Linked DNA regions of Homo sapiens: region 2 is linked to region 1. Evidence: chromatin loops called from intact Hi-C (ENCODE). Cell type or tissue: K562. All regions are shown on one strand. Each heading gives the region's core, and the rest is flanking DNA. Links, peaks and the distances in the headings are about the cores only.

Evidence for each region. Peaks named below come from ENCODE experiments on the same cell type or tissue, not always from the same donor. Only the 100,000 strongest peaks of a DNase experiment are listed, where the experiment ranks them.
Region 2: it touches region 1 in a loop (5-fold over the local background); 32 of 110 quality-filtered maps call a loop at or near these places.

What each region holds. Positions count from the first base shown.
Region 1 is chr6:157,870,050-157,878,389 of GRCh38, reverse strand. SNX9 (sorting nexin 9) reads right to left here. Exons shown (of 18, transcript NM_016224.5): 3 at 5,214-5,288; 4 at 3,214-3,339. Among named protein-coding and RNA genes, the nearest start is that of SNX9-AS1, 19 kb to the left of the region's middle. RefSeq lists a silencer at 4,510-4,579. In K562, for the core only: a CTCF peak has its summit at 4,457 (motif pointing right); a DNase peak (open chromatin) is centred at 4,489.
Region 2 is chr6:157,807,609-157,815,948 of GRCh38, reverse strand. No RefSeq gene overlaps it. Among named protein-coding and RNA genes, the nearest start is that of SNX9, 11 kb to the left of the region's middle. In K562, for the core only: no CTCF peak of the experiment used is centred there; DNase peaks (open chromatin) are centred at 2,532, 3,988 and 4,388.

The DNA.
Region 1 (8,340 bases), core at 279-8,278:
TATTATTTTCTCCAAGTAGTTTAATAAACAGCTTTATAATTTTCCAAATCAAACTGTTTCAGTCCATTTAAAGAACAACTCATCATATTCCTTTCACACTGACAATTCTAGTCTAAACTGCAGCCAAGCTGAACTGCGTTTTGGCTGATAAAGCGTTTTCTCACCACCAAAAGAGGAAAGCAATCACAGTGGGCCAGGGACCTGGATGCAGCAACACTGCCTTGACACCAGCAACTCTGCTCACCTGAGACTACTCAGTAAGAATCTAGAACCAAAGGGTCCCCCAAGCAACCTGAAATTAGGAGTTTTAAGAAAAACCAAAAGAAAGTGCTATCTTACATAGTAGGTTATACATTTATGAACTAGTTACTCTGAAATGCAGCACAGATTAAGAATACAAAGTCAAGGAAAGAGTAGCAGGCTCGAAATAAGTTATTCAAAGAGATCTTTAAAAAGATATACTTAAAGAAAAATACGACACTCAGGAAGTTGGATAACCAACTGAATGTGGGGCTTCAACTTGCTTGTGTGGGAGGAGAGTCAAATTTAAACTTACTGATGCTAAGATGAGTAAAGAGACACTGGCTCAGAAGTTGGCAGAGTGTGCCAAGCTGAAGAGATGCATGCCTGAGAGGGGATGTGCCCATGGGCCTGATGGACAGGAGAGAGGCCCAGCTTCTCTGAGGTTCCCGCTCTCAAAACAAAACCGACCCTGGGAGAGAGCACAGGCAATCAGAGCCTCCCAAGCAGCTCACCTCAGAGCACACATCTTCCTACCCGCATTCAGAAAATGAAAGCAATGGGCAAACCTGATAGGAAAATGTTTAAAAAGCTACCAATTAATGGTCATCTGGTTTCCTACTCGTGACATCTTTCATGGTATTTACAAAATGTACCCAAATTTTGGCCTACTTAAATTGTTCTCATATCCCAGATAACAGAGGGCAGAGATAGCAGTTAAAATATTTTTACTTGATTTACATTAAATTCAAATGCTCAAATTAATGACGGCTATGCTTTCTGCATTTTGTTAATTCTAGTTTCAGTTCATTTTTCTTTGCTTTCAAAGGATCTGATTAGATTCAATGTTAGACTAGATGCCCCCCCCGCTTTTTTTTTCTTTTATTACCTTCTAAATAACCTAAACGAAACAAATTTTAGACTTATACCAGTTTATATTAAACTACAAGTAAATACCAAGGAATATATTTCCTAACAGAACATGACTTAAATCTGAGTTTTAATTTCTTTTCATTAGCTAAACTGCCTCCACCTATCTTGAGATAATAGCTGGTCAGTCCCTAGAATTAAAATAAGATAAATATTTCTATTTTTTGTTTGCCTCACTTATTCTATGATCTCATTACCTCATTACAATTCTTTTATTAAAATCTTGTCCTTTATTAATGCAAACCCATTTCATGGGTGCTTCTGTATAACTCAGTGAATCTCAACTGGCTTGGCTTTGCTCCTAGGCAACACTTGGCTATATCTGGAGACATTTTTGGTTGTCACAACTGAGGTGGCGTGCATGTGACTGGCACCTGGTAGGTAGAAGCTAGGAAGGCTGCTCAATATCCTGCAGTGCCCAGGATGGGCCCGCCCCACTAGGAAAGGGCGCGGGGCCTCAAACGGCAATGAGGCTCAGGTTGAGAACCCCTGGGAAAACTTCCAGTGAGGTATAACTACTATTCACGTTTCACAGTGAGTAACCCTTACCTGGCCAATGTTCTCAAGTAGTATAGAATAATAAAATACAGAAGAGAATTCTTCAATTACAGTGATCAATCACCTTGCCTGCAAATTTTAAATATCTGAGTCTAATTTGTAATTCAGAATGTCTACAAAAAGCTGTTTTGAAATGTATAAAACCTGCAGTTAGTATATGGTGATAAACTTATATAAACTCACTTGGAAGGTCAATTGACAGATATTCTTTTTCTTTTGAGGAGTCTCACTCGCCCAGGCTGGAGTACAGTGGCACGATCTCGGCTTACTGCAGTGGCCGCCTCCCAGTTCAAGTCATTCTCCTGCTTCAGCCCCCCGAGCAGCTTGGATTACAGGTGCCTGCCACCACACCTAGCTAATTTTTGTATTTTTAGTAGAGATGGGGTTTCACCATGTTGGCCAGGATGGTCTCAAACTCCTGAACTCAGGTGATCCGCCCGCCTCGGCCTCCCAAAGTGCTGGTGGGATTACAGGCGTGAGCCACTGTGCCTGGCTAATAAACAGATATTTTATAAGCAAATACTTGTAAGTGATATGATTATCATCAGGCCTGATAGAATTTAAAACCTTTTATGTAGTTAAAAAAAAAATCAAGAAATAACATCTCCTAAAGCCCATTCATTTCTAAAGATGTAAGCAGTTAACAATATTTTAATTCTTTTTTTTTAACTTTTTTTTTAACGTGTGGAGATGGGGTTTCATCGTGTTGCCCAGGCTTGTCTCGAACTCCAGCACTCAAGCAATCCACCTGCCTTGGCCTCCCAAAGTGCTGGGATTACAGGCGTGAGCTACTGTGCCCAGCAGCAACAATATTTTGATACCTGTCTTCTCAATTTTCTTCTTGTCACTTACTCTGTGTCATCATTTGGCAATAAATGAACTAGACAAATTCACCTAAACTAGTCAAATTTTAATTAAAATTAATGTAAAATTTCCTTGTATTCTTCTCAAGTTATCCCACTATTCTAAGTTTCCTGGAAGCAATACAATAAGAGTACCAAGTGCTGAGTGCCTGGATCTGGTAGACTTTCACAGGCACTGCTTCTACTCGCAGGATGAGGGCCTCTAGCTCTGAGAGTGTAAGCAACATGCCAGGGCCAGGGCATCTATTTCCTGATCCAGGCCGAGGCTCTGACACTGACCTCCTCAACAACAAGAGCCTCCTCTTCTTCCTCTTCTTTCCATGCCTTTATCTAAGAGGGTATTTGCAGTTTCTGGGGTCTGTGTTCATATCATGACAGACTTCTAAAAGCAACCCTCAATACCCTGCCTTTTCTCTTATAATAAATTTTGCAAACAGTCATTATCAGGCTTAACAGGTGATTTCTTTGTTAGTACCCAACAGAAATGCCACAGAACAACCTAAAAGCGACTTTGTTTTTGCTTTTGGGGAATGGCAATAGCTATAATGCATCACAAGCCTTCACAAATACGCTCTGTTTTCCGTAAAGCCAGCCACATCCAGAAGGAGGAAGTGAGACGTACCTGGTGATTGTTGCTGGCAGCCGACGAACTGGCCTGAGCTGTGCTGGCTGAGAGAGAATCAAGGAAGGCTTGGTCAGCCACTGAATTTCCACAAGAAAATTGATCTTTTCCATCACTGGGTAAAATCTGAATAGGAGAAAGAGCCGCAATTATTTTCATAGATTACGGTCACTTCAGGGAGTCTTCGAGGGCAAGCAAGAATTGTCAAAAAGGGTTTATATTCTTCAATGCTACAAATTTCTCTGTAAGCACTGCTTTTGCCGCATACTCATATTTTAATGGGTTGTATTTTCATTTTTATTTAGTTCAAACTATTTTTTAATTTCTCGAGATTTCTTCTTTGATCCATGCATTATTTAGAAGTGGATTGTTCAATCTCTAAGTATTTACAGATTTTCCATCTATCTTTCTGTTTTGATTTCTAGTGTGATTCCATTGTGGTCTCAGGGCAGACACTGTATGATTTCTTTCAAACATGTTGAGGTATGTTTTATGGCTCAGAATATGTGGTCTGTCTTAGAGAATGTTCCATGTAAGCTTGAAAAGAATGTGTATGCTGCTGTGGTTTGATGAAGCAGTCTATAGATGTCCCTAAGTGGACATCAATTTATTGATGGTGCTGAGTTCAACCACGTCCTTACTGATTTTCTGCCTGCAGGATCTATTTCTAATAGAGGGGGTTTTATATTCTTAAAGGTAAGCAAACCCAAGAATATCTGTAATCACTATTCCTTTATATAAGCAGAATCCTAGAAAATCCAATTACTGCCAATATCAACTTAAATTCTCAGATTTTTCTCAATCTTGTCAATTTGTGGGCTCCTGGATGCAAAGTGCATACAAGTAAAACAAGACTTCAACATAAGACCTACGGAGTGAGGCCAGGGGCCTGTGAATAGGGGGTTGCAGTTGTATGGAAAAGGCTGTGGTGTGTGCATGGGCACACGTTTCTGAGGGAAAGCCTAGAGATTGCATCGGATTCTCTGAGGGGTCATGACTCCCCACCCTCACTGTCTATCAACAACAGAAGGACGGCCTTAGATCTCACTCTGCAGACAGGTCCCAGGTAAACATCCTCTGGGGGGAATTCTTTTCTCCTGGAGGTGAACCAAAGGTACCTTTATTCTTGATCTAGCTCCAGTTGTACTCACAGGGCATCAGGAAACCTTCGCTTCTTTCTGTCACCCAACATGAAAGACAAGCTTACCAAGAACCTTCGCTCGGTTTGGAGGGACCGAAAGACAACCAGCAGGGGGCGCCAGGTGGTTGGCTCAGCTTGGGGGTGTCCCAGGCAGGACCAGCCCAGGCTGCTGTGTTGCTCTCCTGGGTATCCATCCTAACAGCTCTACCCAGGAGATCCCCACAGCAGCTCCCCCAAGACACCCCTCTGTCTATGGGAATGGGAGAAGGAACTGAGATATGCACTTAAAAAAATCTATTTAAACTGTGAGTCTATTGTACAATAAACAATATTATAGATGGCAGCAATATCAGCAAAGGAAAAATACGTTATATGTGTCATATTATAAATATATATCTATATTTATAATTTATATAATTTATAATACATTTTATAAAATTTATATATTTTGCTTATAAAAATATAAATATATATTTAAAATGTATATATTAACAGATATATTGAGATATAATTTCATATATCTTATTGAATTTATACAATTTATAATATATATTTATAATATAGATAATATTAGCAAAGGAAAAATACTAACTTTTATTCAGACCAATTAAAAGTTGCTATCCCTGGAAGAAACTTAACCTAAATATCTGTAGTCATTCTTTGAAGCTTGGGTCTACAGGTAATATTTTTCTTAGTTCTATTTCAATGTAGTTTCCATATTTTATATAGTTAACATTTATTATATTTACAATGGAAATTTTGTTTTGCAAAAAGTTGCTGACTTCTTGTAAGTTGATAATTCATAAAAAGATGCCTGGCAAAGATGAGCTCTAATGAATGAATGACAGGAAGCTCTTACTTCAACGTAGTCTGTGGGAACCAGCCCTCGTTCTCCTTTGATGTTTCTTCCTTCCAGCCATCCTCCACCTACATCCTAATAAGTCACCAAAAAAAAAAAAAAAAGAAAAAGATTACAGTTGAGATTTCCTGGAGAAATTTTGTGTGGAGGAATTGTTATACATAAAAAAAGCAATTAACATTAAGCTTTTCATTCCTAGAGAACACCGTTCAAAATCTTAAATTCTTAAGCCTTCTCTTTACTTCAGAAAATGATGTAACCTAAAAACAAGAAAAATCAAACTTCAATAATAAGTGATCAAAGATTGAAAACAGCTGATGATTAGATGACCCTCATCTTGTCTGTGTACTGGTCTGCGGCAGATAATAAAAGTGGCTTGCAGCTCTGAATGTGAAGCGGTGGGATGCGCATCCCAGGCCTGGAATCTGCCCTCTGCCACCTCGCTGGTCAACAGAATCAAGTGGAAATCCTCCAGGGAATCCAGAACCTTGCCTCAAGGGCTTCTGCACACTTCAGCTGACTCTTCTGGCACCCAAGTCGCTATACGAATTAATGTGGGTTGCTAGATGATGACAGAGACCCAGTCTCCCTGTTGCCCCATTCAAAGCCAGCCAACCCAGAGAACTGGCAGACTCATGAGTGAGGCTACCTTAGACCAGTCAGTCCCCAGCAGGGTCCAGTGATTGCAGACACACGCAGTGCAGCTCAGGAGAACCATCAAGCTGACTTGTAGATTCCTAAGCAGTAACAAATGGTTACTGGGTTAAACTAGTAAGTTTTAGGATTGTTATGCAGAAAAAGTGAACTGATCCATGGTTCCTCAGTTCTTCTGGATAAATAATATTAATAAACTAAGTAATAAAGTAGAACTCTATATCCCAGTATTGCCATTTCAATCTATGATCAAAGGAAAAATTGTAACTTTTATTCAGAATAGAAGTTGCTATCCTTGGAAGAAACTTTATCTAAATATTAAACTATTAATGTTGATATTATTATTAATTATTAACAATGTTAAGGGGCAGGTCCCACTTTCTCATCTTAACATAGTAAGAGTTTTTACAGTTTTAAAATAATGCCCTAATTAGTTAATAATCTGAATCTGAATAATCACATTCTCTTAAAAAATCACTTTAAGCCACAACTTTTGTCACTTTCTGACCACAATAGCAACTTGAGGACAAGTTGCTATTTTACCAAGAAAAATTAAATACTTCAATAAAGAAATTAGATGAGGCTGGGTACAGTGGCTCACACCTGTAATCCCAGCTACTCGGGAGGCTGGGGCATGAGAATTGCTTAAACCCAGAAGGCAGAGGTTACAGTGAGCCAAGATCACACCACCTCACTCCAGCCTGGGTGACAGGGTGAGAGCCTGTCTGCAAAAAAAAAAAAAAAAAAAAGGTAAGACTGAAGAATCTTTAATCTCTGCTATGATTAAAACTGAATCTATTTAACTTATACACATCTAGCATTTTTAAAAATTTTTAAAAATTATTATTATACTTTAAGTTCTAGGGTACATGTGCACAACGTGCAGGTTTGTTACATAGGTATACATGTGCCATGTTGGTGTGCTGCACCCATTAACTTGTCATTTACATTAGGTATTTCTCCTAATGCTATCCCTCCCCCCTCCTCCCACCCGACGACAGGCCCTGGTGTGCGACGTTCCCCGCCCTGTGTCCAAGTGTTCTCATTGTTCAATTCCCACCTATGAATGAGAACATGCACACCTAGCATATTATACAAAATTACTACATAATCTTTTTCTACCCAGTGATTTTCTTTTTTTTGAGACACTGTCTCATTTTGTCTCCCAAGCTGACATGCAGTGGCACCATCTTGGCTCACTGCAGCCTGGAACTCCTGGGCTCAAGTGACCCTCCCACCTCAGTCTCCCAAGTAGCTGGGATTACAGGCACGCACTACCACACCCGGCTAAATTTTTGTATTTTTTGTAGAGATGAGGTTTTGCCATGTTACTAAGGCTGGTCTTGAACTGCTGAGCTCAAAGCGATCCCCCTGCCTCGGCCTCCAAAAGTGCTGGGATTACAAGTGTAAGCCACTGCACCTGGCCGATTCTTTTTTCAATCCAAGACATATAAAGTACGTTTTCTAAATATGCTCACTATTCAAAAACTACCATCACTTCTGCCGTTCCTCATTCTCCCTCCTCGATCTTGGCACTGCCACAGTTCTCACTCTCTCCTTCCACAGGAGCTCTGTGTGAGCATGCGAGTGTGCGTGTGCATGACAGCAGGTGAGTGTGTCTGAGGGGTGTGTGCGTGCTTGCACGGGTGAGTGCTGCATCTGTGTGAGAGCAGGAGAGTGTGGGTATGTGTGAGAGCAGGTGAGAGTGTCTGAGGGGTGTGTGTGCTTGCACGGGTGAGTGCATATATGTGTGAGAGCAGGTGAGTGTCTGAGGGGTGTGCATGCTTGCACAGGTGAGTGCATGTATGTATGAGAGCAGGTGAGACTATCTGCAGGGTGTATGTGCTTGCACAGGTGAGTGCTGCATCTGTGTGAGAGCAGGAGAGTGTGGGTATGTGTGAGGGCAGGTGAGAGTGTCTGAGGGGTGTGTGTGCTTGCACGGGTGAGTGCATATATGTGTGAGAGCAGGTGAGAGTGTCTGAGGGGTGTGCGTGCTTGCACAGGTGAGTGCATGTATGTGTGAGAGCAGGTGAGACTATCTGCAGGGTGTATGTGCTTGCACGGGTGAGTGCTGCATCTGTGTGACAGCATGTGAGTGTGCGTGTGTGAGAGCAGGTGACAGTGTCTGAGGGGTACATGCACTCACACGGGTGAGTGCTGCATGTGTGAGAGCATGAGTGTGAGTGTGAGCGCAGGTGAGAGAGTAGGTGTGTGTGCGTGCTCACACGTGAGTGCATATGTGAGAGCATGAGCGTGGGGATGTGAGAGAGCAGGTGAGAGTGTCTGAGGGGATGTGTGTGCTTGCATGTGTGAGTGCATATGTGTATGTGTGAGAGCATGAGTGTGGGTGTGCATGAGAGCAGGTGAGTGAGGGGTGTGTGTGCTCACATGTGTGAGTGCAGGTGTATGTGTGACAGCATGAGTGCGGATGAGGGCAAGTGAGAGTGAAGAGGGTGTGTGTGCGTGCTCACAC
Region 2 (8,340 bases), core at 44-8,043, 62 kb after region 1:
CCGCATCCATCAACCCGTCACCTACATTAGGTATTTCTCCCTCCCCTAGCCCCCCACCCCCCGACAGGCCCTGGTGTGTGATGGTCCCCTCCCTGTGTCCATGGGTTCTCATTGTTCACCTCCCACTTATGAGTGAGAACATGAGGTGTTTGGTTTTCTGTTCCTGTGCTAGTTTGCTGAGAATGATGGTTTCCAGCTTCATCCATGTCCCTGCAAAGGACATGAACTCATCCGTTTTTATGGCTGCATCGTGTTCCATGGTGTATATGTGTATTAGCTGCTTCTTATTTCACGCCTAAGCTATCTATTGAGAGCCTACAATGTGCAAAGTGCTATAGGAGATAAGCTCAGTCATGAAAAACGCATTTTGTGCTCCTAGAACTTAAAATCTCATGAGAAAAAGAAAACCTTCCTCTTAACACCCTAAGAGAGCCCTGGGCCAGGTGTGGTAGCTCATGCCCATTATCCCGACACTTTGGGAGTTGGGAGTATTGTTTGAGTCCAGGAGTTCAAGACCAGCCTGAGCAACACAGTAAGACCCTGTCTCTACAAAAAATAAAAATTAGCTAGGCGTGGTGGCATGTGCCTGGAGTCCCAGCCACTTGGGAGGCTGAGGTGGGAGGTGGGAGGATTGCTTGAGCCCAGGAATCCGAGGCTGCAGTGAGCCAAGATCAGGCCACTGCACTCCAGTCTGGGCAACAGAGTGATACGCTGTCTAAAAAAAAAAAACCCACAGACAGCCCTGGCTGGCTCTTCACTCTTACTTAGTGTCCTCTGCTCCTTCCTGAAAACAAAACTCTTCTATTGTGGTGACGAGAACCACTGGGAGAAAAGAGAAACACCTGTGTTTTAGAGAACCTGTGGTTACGGAAATAAAGAAGGAGAAAAAGCAGAGAAAAGCAAAACAATTTAGGGAAATCAGTCAAACCGCACTGCTCCTGCCTCAAACTCCAGCACACCAACCCCAGGGCCAGCCTTGCAATCAGACCCAGCCTCCAAGCCTTCACTGAAACTTGGCAATTACAGACTAAGTTAGCATATTCTTTTGAAAATATAATTGTACTGGGGAGAAAGGGGGGATTAAGGACCTACTGATCTCTTGCATAAAACTGGCCTGATATTCAATAGATTGACTAGACAGAAATGGAGAGGAAGTGAATATTTTTGTACCATGGTTACTGACTCTGTGAGGAATTGGATATCCGTGATCTGAGCAGCCCAAATCACTTAAGATAGGGATACAAGTTCTTTCCTCAGGGGACAGTTATCAGGACTGGCTGCATAATTTGTGGGGCCACAGCATAATGAAAATGCAGGGCCCCTCACTGAAAAATTATTGAGAATTTCAAGACAGCAGAAGAGAAGTAAACTAAGTATGGGGCCTTTTATTCTTGAGGCCCTGTGAACTGTATAGGCCCATGACACTGGCCCTGACAATTGTTTTTTTCACAGATAGTTGTTGCTTGCAATTGGAATAATCAGGAAATTTCAAAAGAAGTGTAATCTGAGCTTTCTTGAAAGACAGGTACATTTTCCAGTTTTCAAGGAGGAAGGATGGCATGAATCAAGACACAACAAGGAAGCAGTTCAGGCTGCATTTCCCTGACATCGGCTAGACCATGTTTACTGGCACAGAAGTTGTCATGTGGGAATAAGTCTAGAAGGATGGCTAGAGGACAGATTATGACATTGGGAGGCCATGGGAAACCATTAAAAATTATCTTAGTAATGTTTTTGGAAGATTTGGCAGTGGCATATAGGATGCTTTGGGGCAGGCTCACTCTAGAGGAAGACCAGTTAAAAGGCTCTTATGTAGTTGAAGGCATTCATTCGCCCAGTGGTTATAGCCACACTATTCTGAAAAATTTCCTCCCTTCCCTTCTCCAAGAACTTGGAACTGTTAAATAACATTTACTGGAAGCCATTGGTTTGGACTGAGCTCCTGCACTAGGCCTGAGAGACCAAACCAAAATGGAACGACTCATGCTGAAGTTTCATGCCACCAAGCCAAAACTACATTGTTTATCTGACCTTCTAAAAAATCAGGAGAGAGAGAGAGAGATAATAGCAATTTCCCAAACAGGCCAGTTTTAGCTGGCACAGTAAGGAAGTTCCTTCTGCTTGAATCTTTACAAGGAAAGTAACTTTGAAAGGACCAGTGCGCGTTTTGTTCTCTGATACTGCTTTCCTCACCCCTTTTCTGTCTGGAAAGCCAAAGTCCTCTGCTGTATAGCATATTCTATAGTGTACCATGAAGTGTTGCCTGATTCTAGAATTGCAAAGAAAAGCCAGTTAGGATCTTGAAACTAAATTTGTTGTAATTGCGTCTTTTGACAGTATCTGGTGACCACAAAGGACCCAAAGCACACTGCTGACAACTCCTGAGACCCTCTGAGGAATGAGGAGAGGCGCTGCTGACCCCTTTTGAGGTCTCCTGTCTTCCTCATGGAGCCCTGAGGGTTGTAAATTCCTCTCCTCCCAGAGCTAACTGTGCACTGAGCTGCCGCCCCCACACCCTCTACCTCCTGATCTTTTTGGCTTTCAAACCCAGGGCTAGTGTGTGCTGTGAGAACACATGACCCTGGGCTCACTACCAAGGGTTAGTTTATGCTGTGAGTGCTGGGGAAGAGAATATGACCTTTTGGGGTTTGCAGTGGCTGACAAGTCACTGGCAAGAGTGGATGTCGTGACAGAAACAGGACGGGGTCCTGTAGGGAGGCCTCGGGTGTCTGACTGGGTCTGACAGAAATTGGCAGAATTGCCATTTACTGTATGAATTTTGACTTTCAGAAATTCTTTGTAGGAATTTTGTACTCTATCCTTTTCTTTTTCTTGCACACAGATCACTGATCACTAACAGTAGCTGTGTTGACATTTAAATCATTGTGGGATTGCTTTTGTGCATGGTGATAGAAATTTATCTTCAATTTCTTAAACATAGCTAATCAGTCAATTAATCATCATTAACTGACAAAGTCACTATATCCTCTCTGATCTGCAATGCCAACTGCATCATACTACATGTATGGGTGTGTTTCTGGCTTCCAGATTCCATTCTATTGGTGTATTTCCTATCTCTATGTCAATGCCACTTTGTCTTAATTACTCTATTTTTATAATATCTTATAGTATATTGTCTATTACAACAAATAACCCCCAAATTTCAGTGGCTTAACTCAAAATTTCCCCCACTCCCAAAGATATTGGTTGGTTGGGAGGCTGGGGAGAGCCCTGCTCTGCACAGTCATTCAGGGACCCAGGCTTTTCCATTTAGTGGCTTCCCCAAAGTCTTCAGGGGCCTTCACTGGATCATCACATCAGCATCTGGCTGGCATATAGGGGAGGAGGGAAACCATTTACACCCACTTTACACTGGCCAGGTCCAAGCACTTGGCCTCATCTAAGTTTTAAGCAAGGCTGGAAGTGCAGTCTAGTTGTATGCCCAGAGGAAGAAGGAAATGGGTTTGGTAAATACACTGTCTGCCATAATCTCACACAAGGACAAAAAATTAAACATGTAACTAAATTGATCTTACAAAATTTTCTCCCAATCTTACTATTGTTTCTCTATTTCCTAGCTCTTTGATTAATTGGACATGTATTTGTGGAGAGCCCACTAGACTTTTGTGGTAGGCAGCCCCTAAGATAGCCCCCAATGATACCCTTTTCCCCCATTCATTCCCTGTAAAATCCCTTCCCCTGGAATGTGAGCTGAACTTATTGAAATGTTTTTAATGAATGGAATCGGGTTGAAGGGATGGGTGTCACTTCCAAGATTAGGTTATAAAAAGACTGTAGTTTCCATCTTGGTTGCTCTATGATTCCCTGTCTTTCTCTTTCTGATTACTAGCTACCATGTCATGAGGATATCCGGGCAGCCATTGGAGGAGGTCCATGGCCAAGGAACTGAGGTCAGCCTGCAAAAACATGACTAAGTTTGGATCCTACTGAGATTTCTGAGGCCTGCCAACAGTCACATGACTGAGCTTGCATATAAATTCTCAAGCCCTAGTTGAGCCTTGACATAAGTGCAGCCTTGGGTGACACCTAACTGCAATCTCAAGAGAGACCTTCAGTCAGAGGCACCCAGCTAAGTCATGTCCCAGATAAATGTGCATTGTTTTAAGCTGCTGAATAGTGGAGTAATTTGTTTGGTGGCACTAGATCATCAATATACCTTTGTGTTAAATACTGGGGACAAAAGAGTTAACAAGGCGCATTTTGCTTAAGGAATCACCATGTTCTACCCCCAAGCATGAAATCTTAGGATCACCTTTGACTCCGACTTTTTAAAACATGAGTTCCCTGTGGAGTCACAAAGTTTGTAGTCTAGTGACCTCCATTATCTCTAACTTCCACATTTGAAGGTAGCCCACACTGACTCCCTATCTTATCTTTGTACATTTTCTTTTACCTTCCTAATCATCTTACACTGCATTTGTAGCAATTAGCCTCTACTCCAATAATGCTTTTTTATTTTTTAAGCAACTATAATATATTGAATAATTTGTACAGCAATACACTATCATATCTTCTGGATGGCAGAGTGGGGTGATCCCTAATTGTGGCTCTAGCATAGACTGCACTAATGACTCTTAAGTCTGAAAACCTCTTAAGGAGCCCAGGAGAGCCATCTCTGGAGGTGACACAAATGCAAACTGATTTTCATCAAGCCACTCTTTAGGCTCAAGCATTTTGACTCCTCATGACTCCAAGAAAACTGTACTTTTCTTTTTTTGTGAGTTGGTGTTAGTTGCATCTTTACTCACTTCAAGGAAGGTGAGTTGTTTGTTCCATAAATAAGGAGTGAGGAAACACAGGCATCAATAAAAGGTGATTCAAGGAAAAAAAATGGTATCAAACTATAGTTTTTGTTTTTTGTTTTTTGTTTTGGTGACAGGGTCTCGCTGAAGTGCAGTGATGCTATCGTAGTTAACTGTAGCCTCGAATTCCTGGGCTCGAGTGATTCTCCCACCTTAGCCTCCTGAGTAGCTGGGACTACAGGTGCATACCACCACACCTGGATAATTTTTTTATTTTTTATTTAGAAATGGAAGCTCACTATGTTGCCTAGGCTGGTCTTTAACTCCTGGGCTCAAGTGATCCTCCAGTCTTGGCCTCCCAAAGTCCTGGGACTCCAGGCATGAGCCACTACACCCAGCCAAACTACAGTTTTAAATGAGCTTTGCCAGAGAGAGATTGCATCAATTACTATTCAGCAGGAATTTACAAAATTCCTTCTGTATGTCAGACAGAAAAAAAAAAAACCCAACATCAAGGGTTCCGTTCCTGAAGATTTCATAAGTCAGTGGAGAAAGGAAGAATAAGCAAATGGTTACAATGCAATAACCGAAGAGTTAAGGGAACAGTTATCAGTTAGATTGATTAGAATGACTTCGCTTGCAAGTAGCCTGGGCAGATTTTATAGTTAATTGATTCCACAGCTCAACAGTATCATCAAAGACCTTGGAATTTTTTCCCAACAGCTTTATTAGGGAGTAATTTATAATACAATTCAGTGATTTTAAGTGTTTAATTCATTGAGTTTTGAAATATATAGAGACAGCTTACCACCCCCACAGTGGAGATACAAAACATCCAAGCAAGTTTCCTTGCATCCACTTGTAATCAATTTTCTATCACCAACCCTTGTCCCAAACAACCCACTTTCTGTCATTATATTTTTGTCTTTTATGATATAATGCCATATAAATTAAACCATACTGTATGTAGTATTTTGTGGCAGGCTTCTTTTACTTAGCATGATATTTAAAAAAATTCATTCATGCAGTTGTATATATCAGTGGTCATTCTTATTTATTGCCAAGTAGTATTTTGTTCAATGGATATGCCACAATTTGTTTATTCATTTACTCCTCGATAGACATTTGGGCTGTTTCCAGTTAAGGGTTATAGTGAATAATGTTACTATGAACATTGCATACCAGTGTTTTTGTAGACATGTGTTTTTATTTCTCTTGAGTATGGACCTAGAAATGAAATTGAGTGATCATATGATAAGAGGATGTTTAACTATATAATAACATGACATACTGTTCCAAAATGGCAGTACCATTTTCCATTCCCAATTCCCAACAGAAACATGTGAGATTTCTAGTTGCTCCACATCTTCACCAGCACATGATACTGTCAGTCTTTTTAGTTTTTGTCATTCTAGTGTGCATGCAGTTGTATCTCATCGTTTTCATGTGCATTTCCCTGGCAACAAACAATGTTGAGCATCATATAATATAGCATCTTTTGTGAAGTATCTGTTCAAATCCTTTGCCCATTTTAAAATTAGGTTTTTTGTCTTATTATTTAGAAGCAAAATTCTTAATCTGTTTTAGATATGTTCTTTATCAGATATTTGTTTTATAAATATTTTCCCCAAGTTCCTTTTTATGTATTTCTTGGCTTTTTATTTTTAATGGTATCTTTCGAAAACCAAAATAAGTCCAACTTATCATTTTTTTCTTTTACAGTTTATGCTCTAAGAAATCTTTGCCTATCATGAGATCATGAAGATTTTCTCATTTGTTTTATGGCTTTAGCTCTTACATTTAGGTCCATGAACCATTTTGAGCTAATTTCTGTGTATGATGTGAGCTAAAGGTTGGGGTTCATTGTTTTAAGTATGCAAACATCCAGTTGCTAAGACACCATTTGTTGAAAGGATTGTCTTTTCCCCCGTTGAAATGCCTGGACAACTTTGTTGAGCATTGATATGAGGTCTGTTTCAGGGCTCTCTATCCTGTTCTGTCAGTCTGTATGTCTAATCTTCTGCCAGCACTGCATTATCTTGAACATTTTTGGTTAATATTAAGTTACCTGATAGAGTCAAAGGCCTAAGCTTTCTTTTTAATGGGAAGACTTTTTGTTACAAATTCAATTTCTTTGGTTGATAGAGATTTATTTGCATCCTTTTTTACTTTGAGTCAGTTTTGGTAAAATGTGCCTTTCAAGGAATTTTTCATTTTATCTAAATTACCAAATTAATTAACATTATGCTGTTAATAATATTCCCCTATTATCCTTTTAATGTCTATAAAATCATTAGCGATGTCCTCTCTTTTATTCCAATTACTGTTGACATGTGTATTCTCTGATGTTTTCTGGGCATTAGGTGCTGCTGGTGGCTGCATCCTGCAGGAGTTGTGCTCTAGAGAAGATAAGAGCCCTGCAGAAGCCTGGTGCTGGGCACACTGCCCACACATCAGGAGTTCACTTCTGGGGAAGCCATGCACATCGTGAGCATACCAGAACAGAAGGAAAAACTCCTTGCTCTTCCAGGTGCCCTCTACTGACATAGCTTAATATCAAGCTATATGGCAAAGAAAACATGTTTAATGGGCTCAGATCCATTTTCACAGAGCTGGCAAAAAGGGTGAATTTGGAGCTGAGAGGCAAAAACATCATAAACAGACATACAGTGGTTTGTTAGGCAACAAAAGCTAACTGATGGAGATGTATATTAGACCTTTGAGTTTATCTTCTAAGTCTTTTAACCTGTTTACATTTTCCCCATCTCTTTATCTTTCTATGTTGTACTCTGGGATATTTCTTAAAGATCCAAGTCTTTCCTCAGTAAGTCCAATCTGTTGTTAACCTAGCAATTGAATTTTAAATTTCAAAAAATATATATTTTTATTTCTATAGGAGCTATATGGATCTTGTTATATAGTCCTATTTTTAAATGATGATATCTTTTAAAAATATAATTTTAAAGACTTATTTTACCAGCCATTTCCAGTTCTATTGTAATCTCAAGTTCTTGCTAATCTTTCTGTTTATTGTGTCTGTGGTGAATTGTTTCTTCCTGCAGTTTATAGTTTTTGTTTATGAGCTCATTTCTTTAGGATTTTTTTTTTCCTGAGAAAATCACTTGTATTTTCAACTAAGAAAATATCTTTGGGAAGTATCTTATATTTTATTCTGCCAGGTAACCAGAGATTTCACCAGTGTGAGACTAATTTTCATATTAAAATTTTAGCTTGTAAATTTTCACACAATGAAGGCACTGTAAATTTTGACTCCACACCTCTGCATAATGCAGGTTTGGAACTTCAGTATTTCACTGGGAATCTTTTTCCTTCCAGGACCCTGGCTAGGGTACACTTTATTGTTGTTTTCTTGGGAGAATATAGTTTTTTTTGGTCCCTCTTTCATTGAAAGGATAGCTTCTCCAGAGTCTTAGTTTATTTGGGGGTCTTAGTTCCAGCTCTTTGCCTCATGTGGGCCCAGGATGACACCTCCTGCCTTTACTTGAGTATTAAAATCCCTCCCCTAGCCTTTGGGGCCTAAATGCAAATCCAATTCCTGACCTCATCCCAATATCTG